Linked DNA regions of Homo sapiens: region 2 is linked to region 1. A link is a loop called in an ENCODE intact Hi-C map of the cell type or tissue named here. Cell type or tissue: ovary. All regions are shown on one strand. Links, peaks and the distances in the headings refer to the core of each region. The heading gives the core; the rest is flanking DNA. Region 1 holds the start of LOC105373115 (a long non-coding RNA gene). Region 2 holds the start of ACBD3-AS1 (ACBD3 antisense RNA 1).

Evidence for each region. Hi-C counts contacts between places; a loop is a spot of excess contacts. Peaks named below come from ENCODE experiments on the same cell type or tissue, not always from the same donor. Only the 100,000 strongest peaks of a DNase experiment are listed, where the experiment ranks them.
Region 2: it touches region 1 in a loop (4-fold over the local background); 1 of 110 quality-filtered maps calls a loop at or near these places.

The regions. Positions count from the first base shown.
Region 1 is chr1:226,518,918-226,535,035 of GRCh38, forward strand. LOC105373115 (a long non-coding RNA gene) reads right to left here and starts at 1,883. Exons shown (of 3, transcript XR_949221.2): 1 at 1,196-1,883. RefSeq lists enhancers at 1,344-2,038, 2,039-2,731. In ovary, for the core only: no CTCF peak of the experiment used is centred there; a DNase peak (open chromatin) is centred at 8,084; H3K4me3 peaks cover 622 bases; H3K27ac peaks cover 522 bases.
Region 2 is chr1:226,146,321-226,162,438 of GRCh38, forward strand. ACBD3 (acyl-CoA binding domain containing 3) reads right to left here. Exons shown (of 8, transcript NM_022735.4): 4 at 15,211-15,369; 5 at 12,864-13,038; 6 at 8,327-8,513; 7 at 6,015-6,299; 8 at 1-501. The coding sequence ends at 290. ACBD3-AS1 (ACBD3 antisense RNA 1) reads left to right here and starts at 1,683. Exons shown (of 2, transcript NR_146443.1): 1 at 1,683-1,748; 2 at 8,283-8,657. It also overlaps the pseudogene LOC124904586. In ovary, for the core only: no CTCF peak of the experiment used is centred there; no DNase peak of the experiment used is centred there.

The DNA.
Region 1 (16,118 bases), core at 6,138-10,137:
CGAGGCAGAATCTGTGAGTGGCTAAAGACAGAAAAAGGAAGGCTGTGCGGCCCATGAGCAGTTCCACTGAACATTGGAAAAGGGCGGTGGGGGGACCAGATACTGCACCCAGGCACCTAGTGACCAGTTGGTCCAGGATGGGCCCAGAGTGGCTGTGGAGAGAGGAGTCTGCTGGCAACCACAGTCATTCAGCCATGTAGTTGTGGTGTGTGCCTGCAAGGCTGGGCTTTGGAACTGGGGAGGACATGGCTATCAGCTAGGAAGTGGCAAAACCAGAATCTGGGATCCAGAAGAATAACTCTGGTGCTTGGCCCTCAACCACAAAGCCACACTGGCCCTCAACAACAATGCCACATTGCCTGCCTTACTGAAAAGGAGACTGAAGCTCAGAGGGGCTGAGTGAGTTGCTCAAGGTCACACAGCAGGAAGTAGTAGGGCTGAGAATTAAATTCAGGTCTCCTGGTGCCAAAGCTGAAGCAGATCCCACCAGTCTTGCCTCTCCACTGCTAAGGAGGACACAAGGACACAGCTAGTCCTGCTTTCATCCTCCTGGGACTCTGCCTGCCTGGGGAGGGGCCGAGGTACAGAGGGAGGGCTGGGTTGAGGCTATTCTTTCAGCTGCAGTCATGTGGTTGGGGAGAGCCATATTGAGAAGGACTCAACATAGCTCTCTATAAAGAGGAGCCTTGGAGCTCCCCTAAGTTCTCCTTTTGGGGTGCTTGTCATTTGTCCTGGCAGGAAATGGCTTGACTAGATGCCTGCTCAGCATCTGAAAAGGCTGACAGCTGTGCACAAGGAGACAGCACTTTGCCATGTTCACCCAAGGAGAAGGGAAGGGCAAAGTCTTTCAACTCAACCCCTTCACAGTGTGCCTTTCTGCCTTACGATTTGCTTTAAGAGCTCTCATTATTTTATTTAATGCAATAACACACACTGAATTCTTACTAGAACCAGCATTCAATCACGGCTCAATGTCCAAATTTATCCCTGAGCTGGCAAGACTCCCAAGCCAGGTGTACGTGCGTCCCATGCAATGCTTGACTCTCTCTGGAGTGATCTTGAGAGGTAAGCCAGGGACAGTGCGGGAGGAAGGAAGGGGACACAGTGTGTCCTGGGTATTATCATCTGCTGCATTATGAGGAGACCTGGACTGAGAGAAGGGAATCCATTCCTCAGAGGCTGGAACGTGGCTTACCTTCTTTCCACTCCTGCCGTAACCACTTCAGTCCCAGGACAGCAGTGTCTGCAGGAACCGCTGTCCTACCACAGGGGGAGTCCCTGTGCCTCTGTAATTCCTGTGACTCCTGCCTTGGCTCCTGGTCTGCTGTCCATTCCCAGGGCACATGCTGGACCCTGTGTTTGTTCCCAGAGCAGCTCCTCTTCTGAAATCTTCACTTCCAATGCTTCACTTTCTGACCACAGTCCCACAATATGCCTTCATAGCTGAGCCCTGCTGGAGAAAAATCAAGTGGCCTGTAGATTGGCCTGGGGCCCAGCCTCAGCGGGGCATTTGGTGTCACTCAGCAACCACTTGACCTGGTCCTCTGAATGATTCCCCTTAATAACCGTCCACACCGTCACCATTTTCTTCAAGCTCTTCGCCCCAATGTTGCCCCCTCTGTCACCTACTTTAGTGAGCAAATTGCTGTGCGTTGGGTGCCCCATGTACTTGCCACATGGGTTTATAATGATTTATTTATGTATTTGTTTCCCCAACTCGACTGCATCCTTCTTTGGGTCAGGATCTGTCTCCTATTCATCTTCCTTTCCCTGTTGCCTGATCCAGCACCTGCAACCTCCTGTGGCTTAATCACTGTTGCCAAGTGAATAAGAATAGATCAAGGGGTCAAGGCAAAGGCTCATAGCGGAGGCTGGCTCAGGGAGATGACCCACACACTTGTTCCTGTGAGCTAGGAGGAGCTCAAAGGGCCTCCAGGGACCTCTATGCTGCTCAGCTGGCATTGAAATAAGAGAAGACCAGTAACTGCTCTCTGCATTCTAAAATCCTATGTTGGGAGATGAAACGCAAAATCTGAGGTCATTCAGTCCTTTACAGTGCGGTTTCCATGGCAACTGTGGCCAAGGCCTGGGTAGGGGCAGCTGTGCCTCCTGAGGCCAGGCCCAAGTCCCACCTGTGTGTAGAAGAAGGGCACCCTCGTCCTTTCTGCATCGGGCAGGTGTACATGGGTTTCCAAGTCTTTTCTCTCCCGATTCACACACCCCGAGCAGCAGTGGAGCCATGAACTTCCTGCAGAGTTGAGAGCTTGGGAAAGCGGGGCAGGACAGACTAACCCTGAAGGACTGAGCTGCACCCACACACCCTGGACTCCTCAGCCCACCCACAGGTGCCACCATCCAAAGTCACTTGACCTGGGTGGACTGGGAATAATTCCGCCTCTTTCTTCTGGGAGTGGGGGTTTGAGGGAGTTGTGTGAAGACAATTTTTGTGTGTTTCTCACCACTCTCCTGCCCCTCTGCGATATCACTGGGCTTTATGACCAAGAACTTGCTCTTCTGGGTCTCAGTTTCCTCATCTGCACAATGAAAGGGCCACACTCAATGTTAGCAGGTCCTGGCCAGGTGTGGTGGCTCACGCCTGTAATCCTAGCACTTTGGGAGGCTGAAGGGGGCAGATCACCTGAAGTCAGGAGTTCGAGAGCAGCCTGGCCAACATGGTGAAACCCTGTCTCTACTAAAAATACAAAAATTAGCTGGGTGTGGTGGCATGCACCTGTAGTCCCAGGTACTTGGGAGGTTGAGGCAGGAGAATCGCTTGAACCCGGGAGGAGGAGGTTGCAGTGAGCCGAGATCGTGCCACCACACTGCAGCCTGGGCAACAGAGCGAGACCCTGTCTCAAAAAAAAAAAAAAAAAAAAAAGAAAGGGAAAGAAAAAAGGAAAACAAAAATAGCAGGTCTTAAATACACTGCGTTTCTGTGTCTGCCAGCTCCTACCACCTTCTCTTCATACCCCCTCTTCACTTCCCTCTCTCCTCCTCTGTCTCTCCACCCCCTTCCTCCTCATCTCCCTCCTCATCCTCCTCCATATCTCCTCCCCATCCTCCTTACTTGTCTTCACCTGGTTCCTGGTGACCCAGACCCCGTCGCTCTGCCTGATGGCCTCTTGGTTTCTCTGGAGCAAGGTCCTGGGAGCCTCCTTGACTTTCTCCTGGGCCTTTGAACCCTGCCCTAGTCCATCCCTGAATAGAGATGGGAGTAGGGAGAGAAAGTGGCAGACCAGGCTGCTATGTGGCATGCTTGCCCCCACATTATGGAGCGGAGATCTCTGGGTCTGTTCTCCAGGTGCTCCCTGCACCCAGCCCAGCTCAGCCATGCCTCTTTCTCTTGCCTTCTGGGACTCATCTACTAGGCCTTTTCCTTATCATTTCCATAACAAGCTCTTTGCCTCTGCTTCCTCCTCAAGCTAACTTTCCTTCTCCCACCTTTCTGTCCTGGCTCTCCCTCCCAGCAGTCTAGCTCCACCTTTCACTCCTTAAGACTGCGATTTGGTGGACAACCCACAACTGCCCTGAACTGAGTCCTTTGAAGGAGATTTGAAGTCTACAAACTGCCAAACTCAATCACTTGACTCAGTTCTCATCCTTCCCATGGGGGTGGCATCTTGTTTTCATCACGGAACACTGTGTCACATAGTTCACTGAATGCTGGGAAAGTGCCCAAATGCTTTGTGGGGCCAGGCACGGTGGCTCACATCTGTCATCCCAGCACTTTGGGAGGCCAAGGCAGGTAGATCACCTGATGTCAGGGGTTTGAGACCAGCCTGGCCAACATGGTGAAACACTATTTCTACTAAAAATACAAAAATTAGCTGGGCGTGATGGTTCATGTCTATAATCCCAGCTACTTGGGAGGCTGAGGCAGGAGAATTGCTTGGACCTGGGTGGCGGAGGTTGCAGTGAGCTGAGATCATGCCACTGCACTCCAGCCTGGGTGACAGAGCTAGACTCTGTCTCAAAAAAAAAAAAAAATGATTTCTGGGATATTCTTGTTGCTATTCCATCCCAGGCTCATCCCATTCTTTTCTGCCTGTGGTTTTCACCAGGGCATTTTCTCTGGAGAACCGTGTCCTAGGAAACCCTGCTGGCTCAAGCCCACGTAGACCCTCCCGTGGACCACCAAGGCTCAGAGCAAGGACTTCTCATTCCCTTGTGCATCATTAAAAAGCACTGCTTTTCCTGCTACAGTCATTACAGGCTGAACTCTTCTAATTTTTTTTTAACATCTTGAGATATATTTACATGGGCCAGAGTAGTTTCTTTTTGTCTTTATCTCTTGCTTGATCTTTTACTTCTATATATGTTAGTTATCAAAACAATGAATTAATTCATTAGTATGAATTGATAGCCTCAACTGATAGCCAGTTAGGTTCTTTTAAAAAAAGTATCATTATAGACTCATGGATTTATATATATTTGACCTATTTCAATACACTGCTGTTACTGTCCTTATTGGTACTCACATTTTCACATCTCTGGCCAGCGGGAGCCTCTTCACCCTGGCTCCTGAGACCATTTTACGACTCTATCAAATCAAATTTGTCTTTGACTGTTTCCTCTCTATCTTCTGTGACAAGCTGCTCCAGGCTATATGATTTTCAGGGGCTCTGCTGCCAGTGATGGTTGGATGGTTGGATGACGAGTATTTTTTAAAGTTCCTTACATTATCCCTTTCCCCAGGGCAGGGAGAAAGTGTGGAAAGGTGGGAGGCAAATCTCTTCTGTGTTTCAGGCTTACCCAGGAGGATTGAGCTGGATTCCTTTCGACTGGGGAAAATGACAAGGCTCCCACCCAAAAGGGGGGCAAAGAGGGGTTTCCCCAGCAAAGGTGAAGGGTTAGGTTTGGGAGTTTCCAAGGGTGGCAGGGAACAAGCCATGTTTCCTTGTGGAATCTGGGAGCCGCCAGACCTCTGCTGGGGTGGCCTGCGGATGCAGGAGGAGGCTACTCTCAGCGAGCTGTGGACCTGGGCTCCTCAAGGGGATCCCTATTCTCACGGTTATCTGGGCTGCCCGTGGACCATCCCAGTCTTGGCAACAGGCAACTTAGAAACAATTCCATGATGGAAGGCTGGAGGCCTTTCCTGGTTTTCTACAAGTTCAGCTCTCTAATCTTGCACAGCCCTTGGGAGAGGGAAGCTGACTTTGATATCACGCTGGAAAATGGGACCCAGAGAAGGTTTAATTTAGTTTAAGCGAAGTCATGAGGCAGTTCTCATATCCAAGGACAGTTGTCTGTGGCCATGTCCCCAATTTTGAGACACACCCTTTAACTTAGGACATTTTGTTCCCTAGTCCTAGGTCTCTGGGGAACAGGAGGCTGTCCTTTCTCCAGATGTGGAGGATAGGGAGAGAAGAATCTGCTGTTTAAAGCCCTTCATAAATGCTAGCAATTATGATTTCCCTCTATGCCCCATTGCCCAAGAACTCCAGGCTCACCTCTGCTTCCCTTTCTTGTCCCACTCACCACCCCCTCCTCTGTCACACAGTTTATTGAGCTCCATCCACTCGGAACCATTTGCAGACTGAGGAATATGTCATGTGCTCTCTTACCTCTGGGCCTTGGCACATGCAGGTATATCAGTTAGGATTAGGTTCAGCTGCAAATTACAACAACAACAAAACAAACAAGTAGTTTAAATCTGACATTTATTTATTTGGCATGTGAAAGAAGCCAGAAGGGTGGCTCTCCAGGGCTGATATAGCAGCTTCACAGTTGTCAGGATGCAAGCTCTTCTTAACTTTCTGCTCTACCATACTTTATAGTTGGTTTCTATCTCAAGTTTGCTTTATGACACAAAATAGCTGCTGGCACTCCAGCCATCAAGTCCACATTCCAGGCAGAAAAATAGAGGAACTTGGTTGTGTCTCCTAGTTGAGTCAGAACTCCTTCCAAGAAACCCTGTAAACTTGTATTTATATCCCATTATTCATTGCTAGCTACAAGGGAGTCTGGGAAATGTAGCCCTTTAGCTAGAAATATTGCCTAGCAGGATAAAATGATGTTCTAATCATCAGGAAAAAGAGATAGATAGATATTGGGTAGAAGCTAGTAATCTCTGCAATCAATGAATGTCCCTTCTCTTTGTTCAACTTGCTCTATTGACCCTTTTGCTCTCAGCCTAGATAGAGCTTCTTTTAGGAGACAGGCCTCTTGTAGGTACTTTCCTTGTCCCAGACTTCCTCCTTATCACACTGTATTGCTCCTGCTGCTCCACCTGTCAGTCTCCTCCCTTGAACATGAGTGCCTGGAAGGCAGGGACTGTAGGTGCTCAATAAAGGCTTATGGAGTGAATGCTGGGAGAAGGCTGGGGCAGCCTCATCCAGGAGCATGTCACACTATTTCTCCCTGTGCAGAATGCTATTATAAACTCCAATTGATCTTGCTATGTTTTCATTTCTATGTCATTACCACAAATATGTACCCAAACCTTGTTTTTGAAAGAAAAAACATCTCTTCCCCAAACCACCTGGGATGGCCCATGATTTGTACCTTCACAGCTTTGGAGAATGGAATATAAAAAACAGCATAGCGTCCAAACGGATCTGGACGTGGTCTGTAGGGCAATAAAATAAAAAGTAATTTATAAGTGGCAAGAAATTTGAACTGAAGCATAATTTTATTTTGTGAGGAAAGCCAAGCTGTTCCATATAATTTGTCATTCAAACGGGGCTCTCTGACTTGCTCAAGCCAAAGGCTCCTAACTCCTTCCCATCTCCGACTGACTCCTTCTGATTTAATTCTAAGTGGCCGAGCTCCCGGTATCTCCAGTAAAGATGTTTGCTATCTCTTGGCTTAGGCAGGTTGTCTATACTCTTTGTAAATGGCTGATCTGAGATGAAAAATTTTGGCCGTATTATCCTAGAAATGTGCTCCTAGAAAAACTCTATCAGTAGTTTTCAATTCTCTATCACTGTTTACCAACCCATTCCAAAATTTAGTTGCTTAAAACAACAATTTATTATTTCTCAAGATCCTGTGGTTTGGCTGAGCTTAGCAGCGCAGCCCTTCTGTTCCTTGTGTATTGCTTAGGTCACTCCTGTGGTTGCCTTCAGCTGGGAGCTTGCCTGTGATTGGAACATCCAAAATGGCCTCTCCTCATACCCCATTTTCCATGGTGTGATTATTCCACATTGCATGCCGGTATCAAAACATCTCATGTACCCCATAGATATACACACCTACTATGTACCCACAAACATTAAACATAAAAAAATAAGGAAAAAATGGACTACCCTTTTCCAGGGCCTCTCTCCACATGGCCTTGCACCATTCAGTAGCCAAACTTGAGCTTCCTTCAGCAATGGCAGCTGGCTTCCAAGGAGGAACTTCCTAAGGGGGCAAGCCCAAATTTGCAAGTGCTTCCAAGGCTTCATGCCTGCTAATATCCCATTGGCCAAAGCAAGTCATGAGGATGATCCAAGAGTCAATGAGAGAGGGGAATACACAGTCCACAAATACTAAGTGACATGTTTCCTTGACCACCAATATAATAATCTACACAAGTGCCCTCTAAGGAGAATGGAACAGGAGAGGAGAAGACTAGCCTGGGGTGAGCTGCATTCCTTTTAGTATAAGTTCCACGACTTCATGACTTATTCTTTGAGCTCCAGAGGCAGAGCCAGTGGATGAGGGCTGCAAGGTAGCAGGTTTGGATTTTAATAGGAGCTGCCTAACAGTGAGACACCTGCTTTGTGAGACAGTGAGCCACCCATTGTGGGGAGTATTCAGAGAGAATCTAGATTGCCTCTTGGTGGGAATGTGTAAGGAATTCTTGCCCGAGCTAAGAGCTGGACTAAATAATGGATAAGCTTTCTTTTAACTCGGAGTCTATTTAAAGCTCTCCTAGGCAGGCCAAGAACATTTGTCTCACAGATAACAAATTCATGTCAAGCCACTTGCAAGGTGGGGCGAAGAACGTAGTCCTCCAGGTGGAGAAGATCCCAGCTGTGGAAGGGACTCTGTCTGCGGATTGGGAACATTCTTTGTGCTCTCGTTGATTGACAGCTGCACTGGGGTTGAGAGGGCGGGACTTCCTGGCCCAACCAGCCGTGAGGGAAACAAACAGGAAAAGGTGACTGGGTCCTGGTCAGCACCGTCCAAACACGCTTCCCACAAGTACTTCAGCTCCACACAGCCCTTCAGGGGCTGCCAGGGAAAGAGGAGGCAGGGGCGGGGGAGGGTAAGGGAGGCTGTCTGGGGAGAAGCCACTGACCTTGCACTCCATCAGAGCAGCTCCACTTTCGTTCTTGCAGACTGAGTTTTCTTGTGAGATTTTTGTTTAAGGAAAAGCTTCCAGGGCTAAAATTGAAAGCTTTAAAACTACTCAGAGCGATTTTATCCATGAGAGACATTAAGTCAGCCGAAGTGCCCTGCTGCAGGGGGGACCCTGCGTAGCGGTGGAGGACGGGGGTAGGGAGGCAGCCCTCCAGGCCTTTGTTATTGAGGGAGGGCAGTGGAGGTGCTCAGGGTGGGGCAGGGCTGGGGCCGGGGCCAGAGTCAGCTCCTGCACCGAGGTGCGGTCTCAGGGTACAGTTTCAGGGGGCTTGGCCCTTCTTACCTGGGGGTGGCCCCAGTCTATCTAAAGGCACTAAGACACCCACAGATGACAGAGCCAGAGCCAGGGACGCTGGGACGACCACTCCTGGGGGCACTGCGGGAATGTGAGGGCACCAGTCCAGCTCCAGGTCTGACTGGAAGATCTAGAGCTCCCCTAGATTTGGAGCTCGCCCTACACTCCCGGCAGCACCCTCTCTGGACAAGCCTGGGAGCCCGGATCCTTTTGCTCCAGAGCGCCTGGCACGTCCTCAGGGTGAGGCATCCTGGTGGTGTGCTGAAGGAGGATACCCTCCCATCTCAGCTTCAGGCAAGCATTCTTAGGGCTTCAGGTCCAAAACACGACCCCTTTCCACCTCCAGACAAAAACAGAGTGGGGCCAGCAAGGTGGTCAGGATGGAATCTTTTGGACAAAACCAGTGCCTCCTGGAGTGAGAAGCAGACCAGTGTACCATAACTGGAGCCTGTCTTCGGCACCTCCCACCTCCTGTTCCAGGACACCCTCCCCTCAACACGTATATTAGTCTTCTATTGCTTTGTAAGAGATTGCCACAAGTTTAGCAACTTGAAAAGACACCCATTATTCTATGGCAGTTTTTGGGTCAAGAGACTGTACGGCTTCACTGCATCCCTTGCTCAGAGTCCCCTGGGCTGTATTCCCCTCTGGAGGCTCACCTGGGGAAGAATCCACTCCCAGATTCACTCAGACTGTTGGCAGCATTCACTTCCTTGCAACTGTACCAAGGGATGGGGTCGGGGAGTGTCCCCCTGTTTACTGGCTTTGACTGGAGGCTTGCCCTCAGGTCCTAGGCTGCCAGCTTCCTGCCACAAAGGCCTGGCCACTGATTTCTTCTGCCCTCAGGAGATGAGGCAGTATGGTATTTTTGTACTTAAACATAGAAAAGGTACAGTAAAAATATGGTATTATAATATCACTGACAGTCTCTGCCCTCAGGAGGCCCTTCTCTTTAAGGGCTGCCTGCCTGATTAAGTCGGGCGCACCCAGGACAATCTCCCTTTAGATGAACTCAAAATCAACCAATCTGGGACCTCAATTACCTCTGAAAGTCCCTTCATTTTTCCCATAGTCCATTGGCTAGAAGCAAGTCTCAGGTCCCACCTAAGCTCAAGGGGAGGGGGATATACAGGGTGTGAACAGCCAGGGGACGGGAATCCTGGGGGGCGTCTCCCACACTCCTCTTTTGGAGACCTCAGGACCCAGTACCCTAATCCCTTCCTTCACTTGTGAGGACCCACACCCTGCGACCCCTGCCACCTGCCCCTACCATGCACAGCTCTTCCAGTCCAGACCTGCTCATAGCAACTCAGTTTTCTGTCCTATCCTAACACAAATTTTCTCCCAGCTGTCAGACAAGATAGACATAATTGGATCAAAGAAGTCCCCAAAGGGGACTCTGCATCGTCTTTGGGGGGCTTCTGCCTTATTCCAAAGAAGTGACCGGGAGAGACATGTTAGGGGTCCATGACTAGTGAATCATAAAAATGGTTTACAGTTAAGTGTTGCTTAATGACAGGGATTATGTTCTGAGAGATGTGCCATTGGGTGATTTTGTCCTTGTGCAAACATCACTGAGTTTGCCACCTAGGCTATATGGCATATAGCCTATTGCCCCTAGGCTACTAACCTGTACAGCATGTTACTGTACTGAATACTGTAGGTAATTGTAACATGATGGCAAGTATTTTTGTACTTAAACATACCTAAACATAGAAAAGGTACAGTAAAAATATGGCATTGTAATCTTAAGGGACCAGTGTACTACTCTGTGTGGTATGTTGTTGACTGAAACGCCATTATGCTGTGAGTCCTCACTATCTGGATGCTGGGAAGGTGGCTCTTAATCACTCTGCTTAGATCACCGCTTACTTTGCCACCCAATAGGGCCATCTTTTGTAGGATTTGGGGGTTATGTCTGCTCCTCCCACCACCCCAGAAGATAACTTATCTGATAAACCACCTACGCTTCGTGTGTTTGCATTTTGCAGGGGCTCAGTACCAAAAGAATTGTCCCAGTCTCTTCTATAAAGTGTTAATAATAATGATCATGGTAATAGTCCCATTTATCGAGCACTTACCATGTGTTGGGCACCGTGTTAAGCACTCTATGTAGTCCTCATATCAACTTTACGAAGAAGGTCCTATTTTAGAAATGTGGAAGCTGAGTCTCTGAGAGTCTAAGCCTCTTGCCCAAGGTCACAAGTTGATGAGTGGCAGAAGTAGGATGGTCCCCTCCCTGGAATGTCAGAGTCCAAGCCCGTGTGATACTGCCACTCCTGATCCGAACACTTCCTGTCCTCAGTTGTTTGGTTTCCATGCCCTGCACACCTCCCTGGGCACAGCCATGGCTGGGGCTCTCTGAGTCGGCCCCTGACTGGCCTGGGAGGGGCTGAGCATGGAGCGAAAAGAATTGCCCTGGATACAGGCTGAGGGCCTTCAGGGAGCCCTTTGCCACACGGCAGCCCAGAGCCTCCCCTGAAGCCTCAGAGGTACTGCCATAAGTGAGAAACCAACCTACGCCCAGGAACCAAATGCCAACAGAGACCAGTCTGTGGTGCCTGCCAGAATAACAGAGCTTCATGTCCCCATGTGTCATCACAGGAAACATGAGACCACGCAACTAATGGATGCCAAAGCAGCCTGGGCCCAGTGTGCTGCCTCGTGAAGCGGGGACAGAGGGGCTGGGGAGCTGGAGCCAGGCTAGCTGGGTCAGGGGTCCCAGGGCTGGGCCTCCCGCTTTTAGAGCCAGAGGAAGTGTCACTGAAGGACTTGGAAACAGAACACTAAGAAGACACTGGGTCTTTGCTTGGGACCCATCTTTGCTGATTTGAGGATGTCCAGGACTGAGAGCACCTGCTTTCTTGATTGGCTTTGTTTTTGCTGTTGTTTTGTTTTTTAGTTCATGACTTGTTTAGTTAAACTGCAGAGTAGGGAGTATAATGGCACATGACTCACCTCGGAGGCCTAGTAAAGATGACCTTCAAGGAAAAAGGCATGATCTCTCTGCCTCTCTGTCTCGCTGTCTCTCTCCTTCTCTCCCCAAGTCCACTTCTCTCCTTTTTTCTCTCCCCTTTCCTGTTTCTCTCTGGATTCCTCCTGGCTTCTCCATCTTCTAGAGAGTCATCAGTTCTGGGACTCCCACTGCTTCCGAAAAGACATCAGTGAATTGGGGGATGTCTGGGACAGCTGAATAATAAAAATTTTACGTGGAGAGACAGAGATTGATTGGTGCCTGAATGAGTGGGCGAATTCAATTCACATTGATCGAACTCCCGGGATGTGCCAGCCTCTGTGCTCAGCCCTGGGTGTGGGCGTGTGTTGCAGGGAAGTGGAGTCAGGGGCTGGGGGAGGAAGCTACAGAAGCCTAACCCTGGCAGTAAGGATTCTTAGGAGGGTGGGAGGAAGAGTCAGCCTCCCTGCCTCAACCAGGGGTGCTTGTCCCAACTCCACCACAGTCTCTGGAGAGGGGGAAGCAGAGGAGATTGATTTTCAGTTTCCAGGGCACTGTCATCCTCTGTCCTTCTTAGCAAACGCCTCCCCGACCATCTTTAGTCCCCTCTGTCATGTTCACTGCTGCCTGCAGTCCCCTTCTGTTTCTGTCAGAAATAGCCCAAATCAAAGGCAGTCTCCAGACAAGTGAGGGGACTGACACCTCTCAGAAAGTCCTGTCCTCACCCACTTCTGTACCCAAGTGGAAGGAGAGAAACCTCATGAAGCTGAAGGAGGGAGCCTCATTACCCAGGACCCAGAGGAGACGGGGTTTTCATGAGTGGGACGATTAGAGCTCTGGAGGTTCCTTGCCCACTTACAGACCCCGTTCTCTAGCCCAAGATTAGAGGTCTGTTCTGGTCCTCACACGCTCTGTCTTGGGGCTGGGGAGGGGACTGCAGGGAGCCAGACATCTGAGGTCAGGGCCTGGCCACATGAACCATGGGAGAGAACAGATAGGGTGTTTGGAGGTAACCTCATGTTTTTTCTGCCAGTCAATTTGGTTTATTGTTCAGATCTTCAGCTGTAATTACAGGGAAACCCAACCCTAATCCTCACCAGGTTTAATCAGGAGAGCTGATTTATAGATTGATTACAACTTCATAGATTTATTAGGAGCTGAGTGGGGCCAGCGTGTAGTGGGCTGAGTGAGACTGGCCTGTTGCACTGGGAGACAGAAAAGAAGAATGAAAGCCAAAAGCCAGGGAGAAAGGGGAGGGAGTCAGGAGGTGAGCAGAGGGAGAGGTTGGGGAGAGAATCCAAAGAGAAGAGATGGGCCTCAGACAAGCAGAGGGGAAGAAGCAAGGGGAACTGAGTGAATGTGGAAAGAAAGCCTTTGGGACCAATCTCTCCAGCAATTCTTAGGAACTAGGCAGGGCTCATTATTTAACTTTTCTAAGCCTCAGTGTCTTTATCTGTAAAATGGGCGTAATGAATACCTACCTCATAGGGTGCTTGTGATGATAACATGAGACTGTGCATGCGAAAGAACTAGGTATGGTTCCTGATACCTGGGGTGGGGGTGTGTGTGCAGGGGTCAGTGGGATAAAAGGAAGAGGGAGGAAATAGGAGAGACAGCAAAGAGAAAGAAGACAAAAAAGAGAATATTGGCAGAAACGGATTCATATACTATACATAACTGCCATGGAAGAAACTGCTACACGCCCTCCCCAACCATTCCCTCCTTCCTCCATAGTAATGAGCTTTAAATATTTGATTTAGATTTTTTTCTTTGAGACAGAATCTCGCTCTGTCACCCAGGCTGGAGTGTAGTTGTGCGGTCTTGGCTCACTGCAGCCTTAACCTCCAGGACTCAAGTGATCCTTCTGCCTCAGCCTCCTGAGTAGCTGAGACTACAGCTATGTGCCACCAAGGACTCCTAGACTGTGCACTACTGAAACGTGGGCAGAATTCTGAACCACACCTGGAAGCCGAGGGGACATGCCTGGCTAATGTTTTAATTAATTTATTTATTTATTTTGTAGAAACAGGATCTCATTATGTTGCTCAGGCAGGTCTAGAATTCCTGGGCTCAAGCAATCCTCCTGCCTCAGGCTCCCAAAGTGTGATTTAGATCATTTATTTAACCTTTAATTTAGAGTAAAGTTTCCTAGCCTCTTTTGTAGTTAGATGAGGCCAGCGGATATAAGTGGAAGAGATCTATGCAGGTCTAGGGGATGCGTTTGAAAGGAAAAGATGCACTCTCTCCTTCCCTCTTCCCACTGGCTGGTGCACCACTTGAGCCATGCAGACAGCCCTTCCTGGCATCCTAGGAATGTCAGAGTGTCTAGATAAAAGGATCCTGGGTCTGTGACTCTGTAGCCACCACAAGAGCATAGGCAGTCCTAATGACTCTGGGGAATTAAGCTACTTTACTGACCTAAAATTTTAGGAAAAAAAACCAAAAAACAATCATTATCTTGTTTAAGCCACTTTGATGTTGCATCTTTTTAATATGCATCCCCACCTTGATTCTAACTCAGAGCTGTCCAATCAAACTTACTGAGATGATGAAAATATTCTCTATTTACATTGTCCAGTATGGCAGCCACCAGCCTCTACATGTGGACATTGAACATCTGAAATATGACCAGTGTGACTGAGGAAATGAATTTTAAGTTTTAATCAATGTTGATTAATTTAACTTTAAATTTAAGTAGCCACATGTTAATAACTACTAACTGAGAGGCTACTTGTTCTTCTCTGGAATCAACCCTCTTGCCCTTTAAGCGGCTTCTCCATGAAGGGAAGAGGCCTCTGGGGGTGTGTCCCCTCGGCTTCCAGGTGTGGTTCAGAATTCTGCCCACGTTTCAGTAGTGCACAGTCTAGGAGTCCTTGGTTCTTAAGAGAACGAAAGTCTGTCCAAGTTCAGCTGCTTTTAGACCAGAGAGGCCTCTGCTGGCTCTCGTGTTCTCTCTCTTAACAGCCTTCCACATTCTTCTCAGTAACCTGGTCATCAGCCCCAGCCTTATCTACTTTGGAAAGATGTAAATAAAACTGTTGGCATAAGAAATGTGACTTGCCAAGGTAAAGTGCTAGCTCTGAGTGTCTACTGTGGGACTCCTTAGATCCTAGACAGTAATCTCCTCCTCAGCCTTGCTAGAGCTCCTCTCAGCCTGTTTTTCTCAGATCATCAGCACTTTAAATTCAGTGTGGCAAAGATTCTTCCTTGGGTCATTAAAGGCTGTATAAGGTTGTCTGACAGTGACCCTTGTTGTTACTCTGGGTCCTAGGCCCCATCTTCTCCCACTCGGAATGCTGTGCCCAAGCTCACCTTCCCACAGGTTGGATAGTTTCTGCTACCCTTCATCCCTCTCTTCTGACTTCCTGGAAGCACTAAGTTTTCCAAATACTTCTGTAAACAGCTGGCATCTAAATCTAGACTGCCTGACCTGAGTATTGCTCTACTGACAAGGTTGCTTTCCCTTTGTTTTTTTTTTTTTTAAAGAAGACTTAAAGAGGAGAGGTCCCTTCCATTAGAACAGAGACCCACCCTAAGTCCAGCAGGGCACCCTGGCTCCAGCAGTCCTCTCAGTGGGAAGATGGGAGGAGGGGGGACTCATGCCTTCACTTCTCTTATCAATCTTGGCTTTAGAAGCATTCTTCTCCCTCATCATGTTCTTCTGCAAACATGATACCATTATGGCTTCAGGGGACCAGTGGGGAGGACAAATGTTACTTTAGGAAGGAGGAGGGGAAGCTCTATCCACAGAAGAAGCAGGAAATAAACCACCTGATCCAAAGAGCTGAAATAAAAGTACTATTCTAATTTATGATCTAATCCCACACTCCTGGTCTTTTGGAGTGGGAAGCGTGGGTGTGAAATTTGTATTAAACAAATGGAGAATAGAGGCACAGAGAAATGACTTGCTCTGACCACAGTCACGCAGCTGGGTGGAAGTGGAGGTGTGAGTAGACACCAAGCTGAGGCTCTGTCTTTAAGATCACATTTTGCACAAGTACGTTGCATCCAGAAAAGGCAACCAGAAGATTGGCTCTGGAAGTCAACACGTAGAGGGAAGCCCAAACATGAAGCTCATGCAGTTCAAGACCAGTGACTTAGAAGTTTCATTGCCAAGAGGTTCACTAGCTTCTTCTAGTAGACCTTGGTCATTACAGTTATGTCTGTCTAGCATGCATCCCTACACCCCTTTTCTGGTTGCAGTACCACCTATTTCTTTGGGAGTACTTCTATCCACTCCTTTAGGTTTGATGGAGGGTGTCAGTCACAGAATGCCACCCATTACAGGCCATGTCAAACTCAGTACTCAATCATGTTACCCTGGCAACAGTGACTGATTCAAGAGCTGGGCCCATTACCAAAGATGGAATGATGAGAACCACTTCCCTGTGAGAAAGAAGTCTCTTTCTGCTGGCCTTGTTTGGAAGGGTGTGATTTTGGGGTTTTCAGAGGCCATCTTTCTCACCACAAGGAGCGAGCCAGTCTCTGCAGACTGAAGCCACACACAGAGAGGAGCAGAGCTGAGAGCTGAGAGATGGGGGCGGGGAAGTGGGGAAGGGTGGAGATGGAGATATACATATA
Region 2 (16,118 bases), core at 6,454-10,453, 370 kb before region 1:
GGAGACTTTAAATATTTAACATGTAGCTCATGTAACTTCAGCATCCACTAGTGACTCTGCTGGTCAGCACCCAAGGGCTGGATGAGTCTGAGGAATCTCCTTTAACCCCAAAGTATGAATGCTAAAGAGTCTCAAGGAAATTTTGATTCCCAGCAAGAGTTCACAAACCATCAGACCAATATCAATAAGGTAAACTGTGACTCTAATGCTCCACAAAAGTAAAAAGAAATTTCCAAATTAAATGTCATCTTCTGCCCAACCCTAGACTCCAGACTTTGTAACAACATTTTTATCTAGTATAATAGACTCTGTAGTAGACTGATTTTGACCGCCACAAAGAGTAGGAGTTGTCAAACTTGAGGAGATAGACTCCTCTCCCTGGATATTGATGGCTGCCAGCATACACCTCCTCATGACAGTCCCGTCGGTACACAGGCACAATCTCATCCAGCAAAGGCTTGTTGGCATTCTTTTTGGCTTTCTCTTCACAACCGATGTTTTCTGTAAGAACAGAGACAAGTCAATGAACAGATTCAGGAAAACCACACTTGCATCAGGCAATTAAAATCTATCCTTTCTTTTTTTTCTGGAGACAGAGTCTTGCTCTGTCACCCAGGATGGAGTGCAGCGGCGTGATCTCAGCTCATTGCAACCTCCACCTCCTGGGTGCAAGCGATTCTCCTGCCTCAGCTTCCCAAGTAGCTGGGATTACAGGCGTGCACCACTACATCCAGGTAATTTTTGTATTTTTAGTAGACATGGACTTTCACCATGTTGGCCAGGATTGTCTCAATCTCCTGACCTTGTGACCCACCTGCCTCGGCCTCCCAAAGTGCTGGGATTACAGGCGTGAGCCACCGTGCCCAGCCTATCCTTTCTTTGAGAAACTGCTCTTGTTGGGAATTCTGTTGAACCATTTAACAAGTTATGTGCATGTGAGCATTTATTAGTTCGTTCATTCATTCATTCATTCACTCATTCATTCAAATACCTAAGTATGTGCTATACACCAAACCCTGTTCTGAGCCCTGGGAGCCCAGTGATGAACATCTAGTGGTAGCAGTGGTCAGCATCCTATCTCTTTCTGTGCTTACTACCATTCCTATTTCAAGGTCCCATTTTCCCCTTTCCATAGCCATTCAATTCCTAATTCATCCTCAGGAATTTCACTCATCTGAGTAACATGAAAATGTTGCTCTCATCATCCTCCTTCTGACCAATATGAGTCCTCCCCATTTTAGAAAGATGGAAGATGATTTGTGAGGACTATTGCTTTCTGTATATCTTAAATATAAGCAGTAAAATGAAAAAATCATAGTAGAGAGATAGGCATTCAGAGATACTCTGAAAATTCAATTATTTTCACTAGGCCAATTTAACCCAGAGATGATCTAAGTGGCAAAAAATGGGCTCTGAAAGGTTTGCCCCGGTTAAGAGTTTTTTGAACTGTAATGCTATGAGGTTAGGAAAAAAAATGCCTCTAGAAACCTACAGGAATGAGAAAATTATGAACCAGCTTCGAAGTCACAGTTTAACATATTTAATACAAACCAGCTCAAAGAGGTCAAGGGAGTATTCAGCACAGAAGACAAGACTTTCGGGTTTATGGTTGTTGTTTTTGTTTGTTTGTTTGTTTAAGAGACTGGGACTACAGGCATGGATTTTCAGGTTTATAACATGGCAGAGTGAATTCTGGCAACACACTGAGTGATGCTTGTCAATGGCCACTATCAGGAATTTAAAACAAGGTAAGTTTGAGAAATTCTCACCGTCTATAGCAGATTAAGGAGATATGATGACTGACTATAATGTGGCATCCTGGAAAGGATCTTGGAACATTAGGTAAAAACTAAAAACATCTGAATAAATATGGACTTTAGTTAATTAATGAATCAATGTATCAATATTGTTTCATTAGCTGTGATGAGTGCACCACAGTACAATGTAAGATGCTAACAACAGAGGGAACTTGGTGCAGGGTATATGGGTACTCTTTGTGCTATCTTTGTAACTTTTCTGTAAATCTAAAACTATTCTAAAATTAAAAGTTTATTTTAAAAAAGCAGATGGCACTCTTATAAAGGTAGGTCAAAACCAGATTTACTTAACCACAGAAATACCTATAATTAAGCATGTTTCACATGCAAATGAGAAATACAGAACCATCCAAAATGTACACTATTGTTGACATCCAAGAAATAGACTGGTCCATTGATTCAAGACTCAAATTTTGTTTTAAATCTATAAAACTAAAGATTACTGGGATAGATGAAAAGGCATCTTTTATGAATTTAAGCCAAGGTTTAGGACCTGTAAACAATGAAGAAAATGGAGAATTAAAACAGGAGGATGTGTTACCATCCATGCTTCTTCAGAGAAAGCAAACTCCTCTGTCTACCTTTCAAGACCTAAGGAAGAAAAACCAAACCAAAACCCAAAAAACTCAGACTCTTCTACCATATGAAATACAAGACACGGTAGGACAGTAGCTTCTAAGGCATATGGACAAATACAATTTGTGAGCTAAATCTTTAAATGGGATGAAGTGACGCTCATGTAATGAACAATTCTTAGGAATGATAAAGCTTCACTGCTGTGAGGCTAAAATGTTTTAGCTGCAAATCATTTTATGATTAGGAATGGTACAAGTACAGGGAATGCCATCTTTCATTTGAGGGACATATTAGAACTAAGATCAAGGATATTAAGGTTCTTACCTCTAGAAATGAACCCCTGCCATTTTCACTAGTGATCTTCCCAACACCAATATAACCCCAAAACTATCATCAGCTGAGGGTTCAGACTAGGCAGTAACCACCTTTTAGAAGCTCTCTAATAGGCAAGCCAGGAGAAATACATTACCTCAACCAACTTCTGAACAGAGAATTCTTATTCACAAAGCTCTTTCATTTTTTTTTTTTTTTGAGACGGAGTCTGGCTCTGTCGCCCAGGCTGGAGTGCAATGGCACGATCTCAGCTCACTGCAATCTCCACCTCCCGGGTTCAAGCGATTCTCCTGCCTCAGTCTCCCAAGTAGCTGGGATTACAGGCATGTGCCACCATGCCTGGCTAATTTTTGTACTTTTAGTAGAGATGGGGTTTCACCATGTTGGCCAGGCTGGTCTTGAACTCCTGACCTCAGGTGATTCACCCACCTCAGGCTCCCAAAGTGCTGGGATTACAGGTGTCAGCCACTGCGCCCAGCCATCTTTTTTTTTTTTTTTTTTTTTTTTTTTTTGAGATGGGGTCTGGCTCTGTGGCCCAGGCTGGAGTGAAGTGACTTGATCTCAGCTCACTGCAACCTCTACCTCCTGGGCTCAAGCAATTTTCCCACCTCAGCCTCCCAAGTAGCTGGGACTACAGGTGCACACCATCACACCCAGCTAGTTTTTTGTATTTTTGGTAGAGACAGGGTTTCATCATGTTGCCCAGGCTGGTCTTGAACTCCTGAGCTCTAGCAATCCATCCGCTTTGGCCTCCCAAAGTGCTGAGATTACAGGCAGGGGCCACCGTGCCTGGCCTCACAAAGCTCTTTGTAAGTACAGTAATTTGTATGCATACAAAAAACTTTCCTTCCCAGACATCTGCAGACAGTCTGACTTTAATGAGTCCCTGTGATGCAACAGAAAGGACAGAACAGGTTCTGATGTTGTTGAAGGTCACATGAGAAAACAGTAGTGCCCCCTGGCTAATCTGCTACAGTCCTGCTCTCTAACTGCTTTTTATTTTTTTTAATTTTTTTTTTTTTTTTTTAGAGGGAGGGCCTAGCTCTGTCGCTCGGGCTGGAATGCAGTGGTGTGATCATATAGCTCACTACAGCCTCGAATTCCTGGACTCAAGCAATCCTCTTGCCTCAGCCTCCCATGTACCTGGGACTACAGGTACATGCCACCACACCCACCTAACTAAAAAAAAATTTTTTTTGTCGAGATGTGGTGTCACTCTACAAAACGGGTTGCCCAGACTGGTCTTAAACTTCTGGCCTCAAGAGATCTTCCTTACTTGGCCTCCCCAAAAGCTGAGATTACAGTCATGAGATACCATGCCCAGACAGGCTTTTTCTTTTTTTTATTTTTGAGACGGAGTCTCGCTCTGTTGCCCAGGCTGGAGTGCAGTGGTGTGATCTCGGCTCACTGCAACCTCTGCCTCCCAGGTTCAAGTGATTCTCCTGCCTCAGCCTCCCGAGTAGCTGGGATTACAGGCACCCACCACCACGCTCGGCTAATTTTTATATTTTTAGTAGAGACAGGGCTTCACCATGTTGGCCAGACTGGTCTCGAACTCCTGACCTTGTGATCCACCCACCTCGGCCTCCCAAAGTGTTGGGATTACAGGCGTGAGCCACCGCGTCCGGCCCAGGCTTTTTCAATCTTACATTTTTTCTTTCTGTCTCAGTCAGTATTATTTATGAGCAATGCTTTGCCTTGCTGGTGGTACTCAGGAATAAAGACTGATGAAAACAAAATGCCGTGTAAGACAAAGCAGCTCATGCTTCCATATTTACCAGCTAGAATCTGGACCTGTGGTATAATGAAGGATTTTAAATCTGCTTCTGGGGTAAAAGTCAATCTGCAAGATGTACTGAAATTTCTGGGATACTCTGATGGTTCATGTAGATAATGATACGGAATTATCTTTGGATTATCTTTTGATTAGCATTAAATATTAACTGTTAAATTGAATATTAAACTTAATTTCAAGAAATGTATGGCACACCTGCAGTGTATGTTTCTGTAGATAGCCCCAGAGGCCCCAGGGTGTTGCATGGTATGGTAATATGATTGGACAACTCTGTACTTCACAAGTTGATAGAACTTTCAGGCTTATTCCATGTACTTTCAATAATATCTTTTTAACTTTATCCCACTGTAATCTGTAAAGCAACATTGCCAACCCTCTTCAAGAACAAGCAGTCTGTTTACAAGCCACCTGAAAGGTCAGTTAGTCTGGAAGAACTGAGACATGGTGCTTTTCCATTCTCACAGGGCATGCATTCCATATCACTTTCAATCAAGTCAACAAATAAATTAAGTGCTTATTAAGTGTATATAAACAAACCCTACATTCTAACTTTCCTGGGTAACAAAAATAAAGAGACCCTCTTCTCAAAAAGCAATACATTTATAACCTATTTCTTAGACCAAGATATTTTAGACTGTCCTTTAAAACACCCAATTTTGTCTACTTATTCAGAGGAAGTAAAAAAATTCCACTCTAGCAAAATAGGGATTTCCAAATGGAAAAATAATTGAAATTTTTTTAAGTGGACTATTCTGGTGAGTTTCTGTATTTACATAAAAAATTTTAGAATAATGACCTAAAATGCTAATATCAACAATATAAATTTAAATAAATGCCAGGGTTGACAGGAATTCTTACTTGCTCCTTTAAAATTTTTCAAAGTGGGTCGGGTGCTGTGGCTCACGCCTGTAATCCCAGCACTTTGGGAGGCCGAGGCGGGTGGATCACAAGGTCAGGAGTTCGAGACCAGCCTGACCAACATGGTGAAACCTCGTCTCTACTAAAAATACAAAAAATTAGCCGGGCACAGTGGTGCGTGCCTGTAATCCCAGCTACTCAGGAGGCTGAGGCAGGAGAATCGCTTGAACCTAAGAGGCCGAGACTACTGTGAGCAGAGATCATGCCACTGCACTCCAGCCTGGGTGACAGAGTGAGACTCTGTCTCAAAAAAAAAAAAATTTTTTTTGAAGTAATCTTGCATATTTGGCTTTTCAACACACACGGTTAGAAGTAAAATAGTATTCAGAAAGGAGTAAAATAGCAAATTGCCAAATAGATTTTCCTGGCATTCAGAAAAATTCAGGTTTAGGCCCCAGTCCCCTACAGGAGCCTGGCCTCATAACATTTTCAGCCCAAGGTCCCACTAATGAAGAAAGTGTTCCCTAACCATGAAGTGTTAGTCAGGAAGCATAAGGCTGGGTGACACCTGAACTATGTACCATTTCTGCCAACACACAACCCAGCAGCTACTGAATATGGACCAAGGGTTCTACCTTCTTCCTCCTCGTCGTCATCGCTGGACTCACTGACATGCACGCTGACAGCAGTGTTTGGAGAGTCTGTCCATTCAAAATACACCCCAAACCCAATGTCATAATTGTCTGTGGCAAATTCCCAAAAGAGATATGATCCTTCTTCATGGGTGGGTACTCGAACAGTGACCACTTCTCCTCGGCCCACTGTAATCACGGAATCTGCATCCTGCTGAATCTTCTCTTTGAAGTCTTTGATCTGAGGTCGTGTCCACATGGATGGAGCTGCTATTACTGGAAGAGATTCTAAAGGCAATAGGTATTAAAAAGCTAAAGAAAAAGAGCCTTCACCCTGCAGGTAGCCACATTTTCATAGCACTACCTGATCAGTTGTACTCAGGCACCAAGTACAATATGGTCTAGCTTAGATCAAGGACTTGGAGGAATAAAAAAGCCTCCCCATGGGAGTCTCTCCAGATTACTATGTTTAACAATGTTGCAGGCACTCAGAGGTCATCGTACTTCTTCAAGTAACAATGGCAGCCCACAATTTTAGAAACGAATTTTTTTCAACACTCCCTCTATGGGGATTCAAGAATGACCTTGGGAAGGCCCCAGCTGGAGTGAGGGAAATATTCTAGCAAGGAAGAGAGATTCTGGCTTTAGGAATAAATTACTCTTGTGGATGTGAACAAAGAAAGCTGGACTTTGACTTCAGCCTGTCTGTTGAAAAATTCTTCACCTCCAACTATCCCAAAGTTCTAGGGGCTATTCTAAAGGAGCTCAAAGAAACAAAAACTCGGACAGGATTAGAACCACTAGGGACTGAGAAAAAGGGGTAAAGTCTTGTTACTGAGCAGTACCTATGTGCACTTGACTATGCAATAAGTTTTTCAAAGTTAGTCACAGAGCCTTTGAAATATTTTCTCTCATTTGAAGATGCTAGTATAATCCCTTGATAAGAAAAAAAAAGGGAAGGGGGCAGTAAACCAAGGGATTTCAAAGCCTTTTCTGAAGCAATTATTACTTGTTCTAAACAGACAAGGAAGATCTCTGAAACCAAATTTCTTATGAACCATACCACCATCCCTGACCACTGTCACTGAAATGCTCTCCTCTTCCTCCTTACTTAGTTAACTCCTCTTGCTTCAGATATCTCAGGTCAATTGTCCCTTCCTCTGGGAAGCCTCTGGTGGCCTCTCTGACTAGGTCACACTTCCCTGTTTTACATTCTCTCAAAGATAATGTACCTCTCTCTCCATCACCGTACTTATCACAGCTACAATCTACATTTTCTGTGTGTTATTTTGCCTCACCACTGTACTCCTAGCACTCAGGAAACCTTCAACTAATTGCTGAATGAACAAATGAGCTGCCCATGGAAAGCTAGTAGAGCTTTGAAAATGCAGTTATTTTCTAGGCAACATGATACATTAGTCTCAAAAATATATCTATTTCTATGGTAGCCAGCCTCCAAGATGGTCCCCAGAGATTCTCACCTCTGGGTCTTCATGCACTTGTGAGGTCACCACCCACAATATATAAGGATTGGTATGTGTGACCAACAGAATATGGTGGGAGTTCCAAAGTCAAGGCATAAAAGACACTGCCACTTCTGCTAGGGGAAGCCAGTAACTGTTTTGAGGACCCTCAAGAAGCCCTATGGAGAGGCTTCATGGGGCCAGGAATTGAGCTTCCAGCCAAAAGCCAGCCATGTGAGGGAACCATTTTGGAAGCAGATCTTCTAGTCCTGGCATCAACATCTTGACTGCAATCTCATGAGGGAGCCTAAGTCAGAGCCATTCAGCTAAACTGCTCCTGAAACCCTGACCCACTGAAGCTGTACAAGATAGTAATAAATGTTTATTGTTATTTCAAGCTACTAAATTTAGGTGTAATTAATTTTTGTTTGTTTTTTTTTTGAGAGACAGTCTTGCTTTGTCACCCAGGCAGGCGGAATCATAGTTCACTGCAGCCTCAAACTCTTGGGCTCAAGTGATCTTCCTGCCTCAGCCTCCCAGAGTGCTGGGATTACAGGTATGAGCCACTGCGCCCAGCCTGTAATTTGTTATGCAGCAATAGATAATTTATATATATATATATGACAAAACATAACTTTTGTCTTAAAAGTGTCCAAAGACATCTGATTTGCTCTTCTACACTGGTCTATGAGTCACCAGAGCATTAGATTCAGACTAAAAAGAGTAAAAAAATGTTCAACTCTCACAAATATGTAATTGTTCTCAAAAGCTAATTATAACCTGACTTCATGACTTTTGCCTTTCACAGATTTGGAATTATGACATCTGGACAAACACATATGCAAAACCTACCTTTTGGTCCATTCTCCAGGGCTTCTTCTGCAGCTTCTGGTTCCAGTTCTTTTTCGGAGCTGTCAGTGTGTGTTTTGGCCTGTCCATTAACTGACATCATATTACTTGGTACAGTTGCATTCACTTTTGATGATGTAGGCAAGGAAGACCCAGCCACTACTACTTCCTGTTGTTTCTGTAATGCTGCCTACAAACCAAGAGAAAGTGAAGACACACTGACCAGGAAGGCTAGCAAATAAGACATCTGCCCTGGAGTACATCTGATACCATGCTTTTGCCCTACCAAAGTGCTATGCTCAAGAAATTACTAATAAATTTTTATCAGTTTTTATCCTGTCTATAATGAATATTATTAGTACAATATCAAACTGACAGCTAAAAATAATAAAAAATCAATAAAAATTAATGTGGACAAAAACCTGCAACTAAGGCTCACATTTCTGTGATCTGAGAATCACCATAAAAACTAACCAGGAAAAATGAAAGTAAGGCCAGCCAAAGTGGCTCACACCTGTAATCCCAGCACTTTGAGAGGCGGAGGTGGGTGGATCATTTGAGGTCAGGAGCTCAAGACCAGCCTGACCAACATGGTGAAACCCCGTCTCTACTAAAAATACAAAATTAGCTGGGCATGGCAGCACACGCCTGTAATCCCAGCTACTTGGGAGGCTGAGGCAGGAGAATCGCTTGAACTCGGGAGGCGGAGGTTGCAGTGACCTGAGATCGTGCCATTGCATTCCAGCCTGAGCAACAAAAGCGAAACTCCATCTCAAAAAAAAAAAAAAAAAGTAGAAATAATCAACCCAAAATAAAACTATTAAAGGCAAAAATTGAACACAGTAATGTGCTCTTGAAATTGATGGAAGAAAAAAATCTTGATAAACTTTAAATACACAAAATTTGAATTAGAAAAATTAAACTTGGTGGGAATAGTCACAGAAGAAAATTCACAAAGGCAGAAGCTATAATTGGCAAAATCTGGTATGGGCCCCCAAAGCAATAAAAAAATCAAATATGGACAATTTATTCTAACATAATTGACCCCAAAAAGTCAATAAATTAAAACTTCAGGGAAAAATTATGATCACAATGAAATTGAAAATTGTTAATCGTGTTGTAAAATGCTGACCTAAGAATCAAACAGACTTACAGGATGCAATTTGAGGTTAAAAATATTTTCTCAATGAAAATTTGTCACTGTTTATATAGTTATGATTGAAATGTGTATTCATAAATATAAAATCAAAATGTCCTCTGAGTCAAAATGGCAGTAAAAACATCTTAAATCCAAAGGACTATTTTGGGACATTCCTCTTCTAAATCAATATGGACAGATACTACTTCAAATATCTGAGTATTACTTAGGTAACTTTGGTGGGGAACTATAAATTGAATTACAACATACATGTAGAAAGTGTACAAATGATAAATTACACAGCTTGATCAATTTTCATAAATCAAACACATCCATGTAACTAATACTCAGATCAAGACAGTATCTGCATCCAGAATATTCCCTGGTACCCCTTTCTGGGCACCTGCCCTGAAGGGTAACAACTATTTGACTTATAACACTATAGATTTGCTTTGCCTATTTTAAAACTTTAAAGAAATGGGTTGTATAGTATACATTCTTTTTTATGTCTGGCTACCTTCACTCAACATTACTTTTATAAGCTACATCTATAGAGTCACAAGTAATTGTATTTTGTTGTTTGCATTACTTTTAAGTTATTCCATCATAAAAAGATAAAATCTATCCATTCTACTGTTGATGAGCATTTGGGCATGTAAGCAATGTTTTAAACTAAAACACTGTCACAAATAAGCAAGTACGTATATGTTCACTGCAGGAAAAAAAATACACACACGCACACATACACACACACACGGAAAAAGCCTTTATGATCCCATGGGGTAGGGATAATGATATATTTTGGCATATCTCTACACACATTTCATTGAATGTATCATTTACAAGCCAATTACTTAAATGAATAGCAATGCTTCTCTTTGCTGCTAATATAGGTTAATAACACAATTAAGATTTTAAGATATCTTCTTCCAAGGTCTGGATTTTCAGTAATTTCCACATCAATTTTCTAGAAGGGATACTAGCTTCCAGAGAAAGTACCTAAAATCAAAACAAGTCAGCACACTCAGAACATTCACTGCATGACAGGAAAGCAAAAGAGCATTTTTGATGATCAATAGGCCCAGCTCAAATGGTCCCTCATCTCCACTAATCCTTTCTTGAAAGGCTCTAGCAGAAAAACAACTTTCTCTGGGAACCCCCGACCATGAATCTATTGTACTACATGTAATAGATTGTAATGATATATTTCCATACTCTCTTCCTGTTATTAGGAAGTTTAAAAAAGCACAGAAAGGTATAAAAGCAACGTATCAAACACCCACAAATGTATCTACACCCCAAAATTAACAAATGTGTTCATTTTGCTATTTATATAAAAATTAATATTTTATAGGAGTAAAGTTCCCTTTGTTCCTTCCCCAGTCTCTTTCCTTTTCTCTTCTCAGAAGCAACCAATAAATTTGATAAACTGAGTTTGATCACTCTAATCTCAATTATGGATTTTTTTTTTTTTTGAGACGGAGTTTCTCTTTTGTTGCCCAGGCTGGAGTGCAATGGCACAATCTTGGCTCACCGAAACCTCCCCCTCCTGGGTTCAAGTGATTCTCCTGCTTCAGCCTCACGAGTAGCTGAGATTACAGATGTGTACCAACATGCCAGGCTAATTTTGTATTTTTAATAGAGATGGGGTTTCTCCATATTGGTCAGGCTGTTCTCGAACTCCCAACCTCAAGTGATCCACCCACCTCAGCCTCCCAAAGTGCTGGGATTACAGGCATGTGCCACCACACCTGGCCTATGGCTTTTTTTTTCCTCGAGACAGGGTCTCACTCTGTCACCCAGGCTGGAATGTAGTGGCGCCATCACAGCTCACTATAGCCTCAAACTCCTGAGCTCGAGTGATCCTCTCGCCTCAGCCTCCCAAGTAACTGGGACTACAGGCGTGCACCACCATGCCCAGCTAATTTTTTTTTTCTTTTTTAAGAGATGGGGTCTCCCTATGTTGCCCAGGCTGGTCTCAAATTCCTGGCCTCAAGCAACCATTATGGCCTTGGCTTCCCCAGGTGCTGGGATTAAAGGCATGAGCCACTATGCCCAGCCTCCATTATGGCTTTCTAGTTTTGTTTCAAAGATTTGCGGTTTTGTCCTATTTGACTTTCTTCTCATTAAATGATAGCAACCTATAAACAGGACAGAGTGTATGTGCTATTAAAAATCATCTCACTGCCTATCAAAGAAGCAGGAAAATGGAAGTGAAACTAAAGTAGAAACAGGCTTCAGAGGAGAGAGAATAAATCTCTCAAAAATACCACTTATTATCTTGAATAAACTCTGGTTTGGCATCTTTTCCTCCTCTTCAGGATTACAAAAAACTTGCAGTGCTTTTTAACTTCTAACTGATGCCAAAGACTCAGGAGAAAAGGTTGTTTAGTAAGAATACACATTTTCAAGGAATTTAAAGAGTTTGGCAAAAACAACAAAGATTATTTCATGCAGTAAGAAATGCTGAGCAACTATAATGTAACACTTTTCTTCACTCAGATTTTTTGACAGGTGGTAACTGCTTTATAAGTGAAAATTAAGTAAGTTAAACTAAGCTACGTTAAGTTTAAGGAGGTATTTTATGCCTGCACAAGATGTAAAAAATGAATGTAAAATTAGTGTCTTCTACAAGTACAAAAATCGTTCACAGGGTAACTCTTTTCTCATTTGACTCCTCTGATAGTCCTGTGAGGTTAACAGGACAGGTGCTTTGATTTTATATCCTATTGTTACGGACTGAAAGAAAGAGCAGAACAATCAGAGCAGTAATAACTTGTCTGAGATCAAACAAGGTAATGTCAAAGCCCAAAGAGAATCCAAGTGTTATGAGACTCCCAGTCCCATGTTCTTTCACCTAAACCAACCTCTCCTATGTGGAAGCAAAATACTTGGGGGCAGGCAGTTGGAGGAGGAATAGCAATGTGCTGTTATGAGCACTGCCTAACTATGGTGCCTAACACAAAGTCAAATGGACCCAATCTAGCTCTGCAGAACCAGCCCATGGTCTTAGGGCAGGGGAGTCCTCCCACTGGAGGCTGTCCAAGCCTCTGACAATGCACTGCCTGAAGGACATCTCTGAACTATGGCTAGTTACTCAGGTCCTCATGTTCCAGGACCACTATTAGGGTCTATGCCAGACTCACAGTAAAGACACTCAACCCATACAACTCCCAAATACCCTTATGACAATATAACATCATCGGTTGCTTCGATAACACATATTTTCTCTCACAATTGCCTGTGCAATTCTCAAGTCTGCCTAAAAGATCACCCAAAAGTTACTTTACACCTTAGAGGCTAACTAATGCAAAATTCATTTGCGACTGTTAAAAAAGAACTTGGGTTCCAATGAAACTAAAAACTCTCTCTAAGGCTGAATTCTAGGGTTGTCTATCGTACCTGTTGCTGTGCAAGCTGGACTTGATACAACTGCTGCATGTACTGCTGATAGTGTTGCTCCTGCAACTGGCGGATGAGAATTTGCTGCTGTTCGTAGTTCCCTGGATACTGTTGGGCTGCATACTGCTGGAACTGCACGGCAGTCTGGGAGTTTAAAGCTGCCATTATCTGCTGCCTAAAAACATTAAAAATATATATACTAGTCTGGCTACAGGAGATTGTTCATGACAAAATAAAATGTCCTTATTACTTACTTTTACAGTCTGTAACTCTTAAAAACAACTAAGCTAGTAATGTACACCAATTAGTATGTGTTCTGGGTCCAGAAGAAAGATTTAAGAAAATAAGCCTGGCCTCTAATTTTTTACTTAGGATTTTCCAGGAAAATTCGGGATGGAAGATAAGCATATGATCATCATCATCATGACCACCATCATAATTATTAACATTTATTGTGCCCTTACTATGTGCCATGCAGTGTTGAAAGTACTCACACATACTAACCCATTTAGTCCTCACAACAACCCTCTGACAGAGGGTTCAGTAACTTGCCCAAGACTATACTGCTAGCAGATGCTACAGCCTGATGCAAATCCAGGCAGTTTGGCTCTAGAGCTACACTAATTTACCACGATGCTTTAAGATGATGGATTGTCATCTCTGACATAGATGAGGTATTTAACTGTTGGCTATGGCTTCTGTACCTAAATACATAAAAAACAGTAAGAGGCAGAAGAATAGCTGGAAGATGTTACAGGTGGCCCTGGTAAGTATAAATAAAGCCAGTGAAAAATTAAGGGTCCACAGCATTTAATTTAAAGCCTGTCTTAATAGAGGAAATACTGAAAATATCTTGGCATGCTTAGTTTAGAGATACTCATATTCTTTTATAGATAAACCACATGCTTCTTCTTTTTTTTTTTTTTGAGACGGAGTTTCACTCTGTCACCCATGCTGGAGTGCAGTGGCGTGATCTCAGCTCACTGCAACCTCCACTTCCTAGGTTCAAGCGATTCTCCTGCCTCAGCCTCCCAAGTAGCTGGGATTACAGGCACCTGCTACCACGCCTGGCTAATCTTTATATTTTTAGTAAAGACGGTTTCACCATGTTGGCCAGGCTCGTTTCAAACCCCTGACCTCAATCAAGTGATCCGCCCGCCTCGGCCTCCCAAAGTGCTGGGATTACAGGCATGAGCCACCACAGCCAGCAACCACATGCTTCTTAACTTACTTATGTGACCAACTTAACAGAGACCTCAAAGCCATCTATTAATAGATAACAAAGCAAAGCCTCACAAACTCCTACATACAGCACAACATTCGATCCACCTAGGACAACCTCCCCCAAAAAAGAGCTGCATTCATAGTCTTTCTCCAAAGTTGAATGAGGGCCTGGATTAGTTTGAGGCTAGCACTAAACCTTTTTCTGAGGAACTACCCAGAAATAATGAGAAGAAATCAATGGACTCTCATGTTCTCTGGTTTAACCTACAAGCCATGCCACCCCTACAAACTCAGACTTACTTCCCAGTGTTTTATGGGTGTTAATCACTGCCTCCTTGTACCCACAGCTCCCTCTTGAAGAACCTGTCAGTCTCTGAGTCTCAAAGCCCTTACTGAGTAAGCAATAGTTGAAGCCTCCAAATCTTGTACTAAGGACTATAAATGGATATCTGACATAGACTGGACCAACAAGATTCTCTGTCCTGGGAAACTGCAACTGGGTCTCACAGATTCCAGCCAGTCTCTGTCAGATGCATGGAAACATAGACCAAATAAATCCTCGGACAGCCTTGCATATGCCAAAGCAGACAGTTGACAATTTGCAGAGAGCAAGGATGAAGCAGAGACATAAGCTGAGAGAAGCAGAGACAAGAAACAGAGAGCGCAACCAAGCAACCTCAGCTCCTGCTTCCAATCTCTGGGTTCTGCAAGTGAACCCCCAAACCTTCTAATACATTCCTTTTTTTTTTTGAGACGGAGTTTCACTCATTACCCAGGCTGGAGTGCAATGGCGCGATCTCGGCTCACTGCAACCTCCACCTCCTGGGTTCAAGAGATTCTCCTGCCTCAGCCTCCTGAGTAGGTGGGATTACAGGCATATGCCACTGCGCCCAGCTAATTTTTTGTATTTTTAATAGAAACAGGGTTTCACTGTGTTAGCCAGGATAGTCTCCATCTCCCAACCTCAGGTGATCTCCCAACCTCAGGTGATCTGCCCGCCTCCGCCTCCCAAAGTGCTGGGATTACAGGCGTGAACCACCACACCTGGCCCGCTCATTTCTTATTTTTATTCTATTTTTTTTCCATTTCTCATTTTAAAACATAAGCCACATAATAAACTTACTTTTGCTGCTCCAACCGAAGCCTTTCTTCTTCTATCCGTCTCCTTTCCTCTTCCTCCCGTCGAAGCCTTTCCTCTTCTTCTCTCCTACGTTTCTCTTCCTCCTTTTGCAGACGTTCTCTTTCTTCCTCTTCACGCCGCCTTCGCTCCTCTTCCTCCTTCCTACAAGGCAAAGATAGAGAATGAACCCTATACGTTGAATCCTGTTTAAAAATAAAACTTTAGCTCCCAGGGAAAACTGACATGACCTTTTTAGAGAACAATGTGGATATATACATCAAAATTTAAAATACATACACTTTACTAGCAGAAACTTATAGGGAATCAATCGCACAATATACAAATCACATCAAGAATAATTATTGTTGCACAGCAACAGAAATGTGTCCATCATAAGAAACTACTTAAGTCATTATGATATTCCTATACCCTGAAGGATCCCCTCTAATATATGCTCACAGCACTAAAAGCTTTTCCTTCATAATACCTGCTGTCATTATAATTAAATTTGTGTGATACATTCAGCAATAGATCTGCATTACCCATTAAACTAGATGCTCCATAGGGGAAGAGACTGCCTATCTCACACCACGACATCCTCAGGGCTTAGCACAGTGCTGGAAAGAACAAGCACTCGACAAACGTGTACAGAAGTAAAAAATCCACCCTGAAATATCGCAGAGCCAAAGGATAGAAATACATTGCCTAATATGTAAAGACATGTAATACACTTGCTTAATGAAAAAAAAAAAGGTGAATACAAAGGAAAAGATCTGGAAGGACATACCCTAAATTTATCAGTTATTATCTATGCAGAGGAGAGTGGAATTAAAAGAAATGTGGGAAAAAAGATTTTTTTCAGTTTGTGTTTCATATACTGCCATAAATGAAAATTTTATATTGCATATATT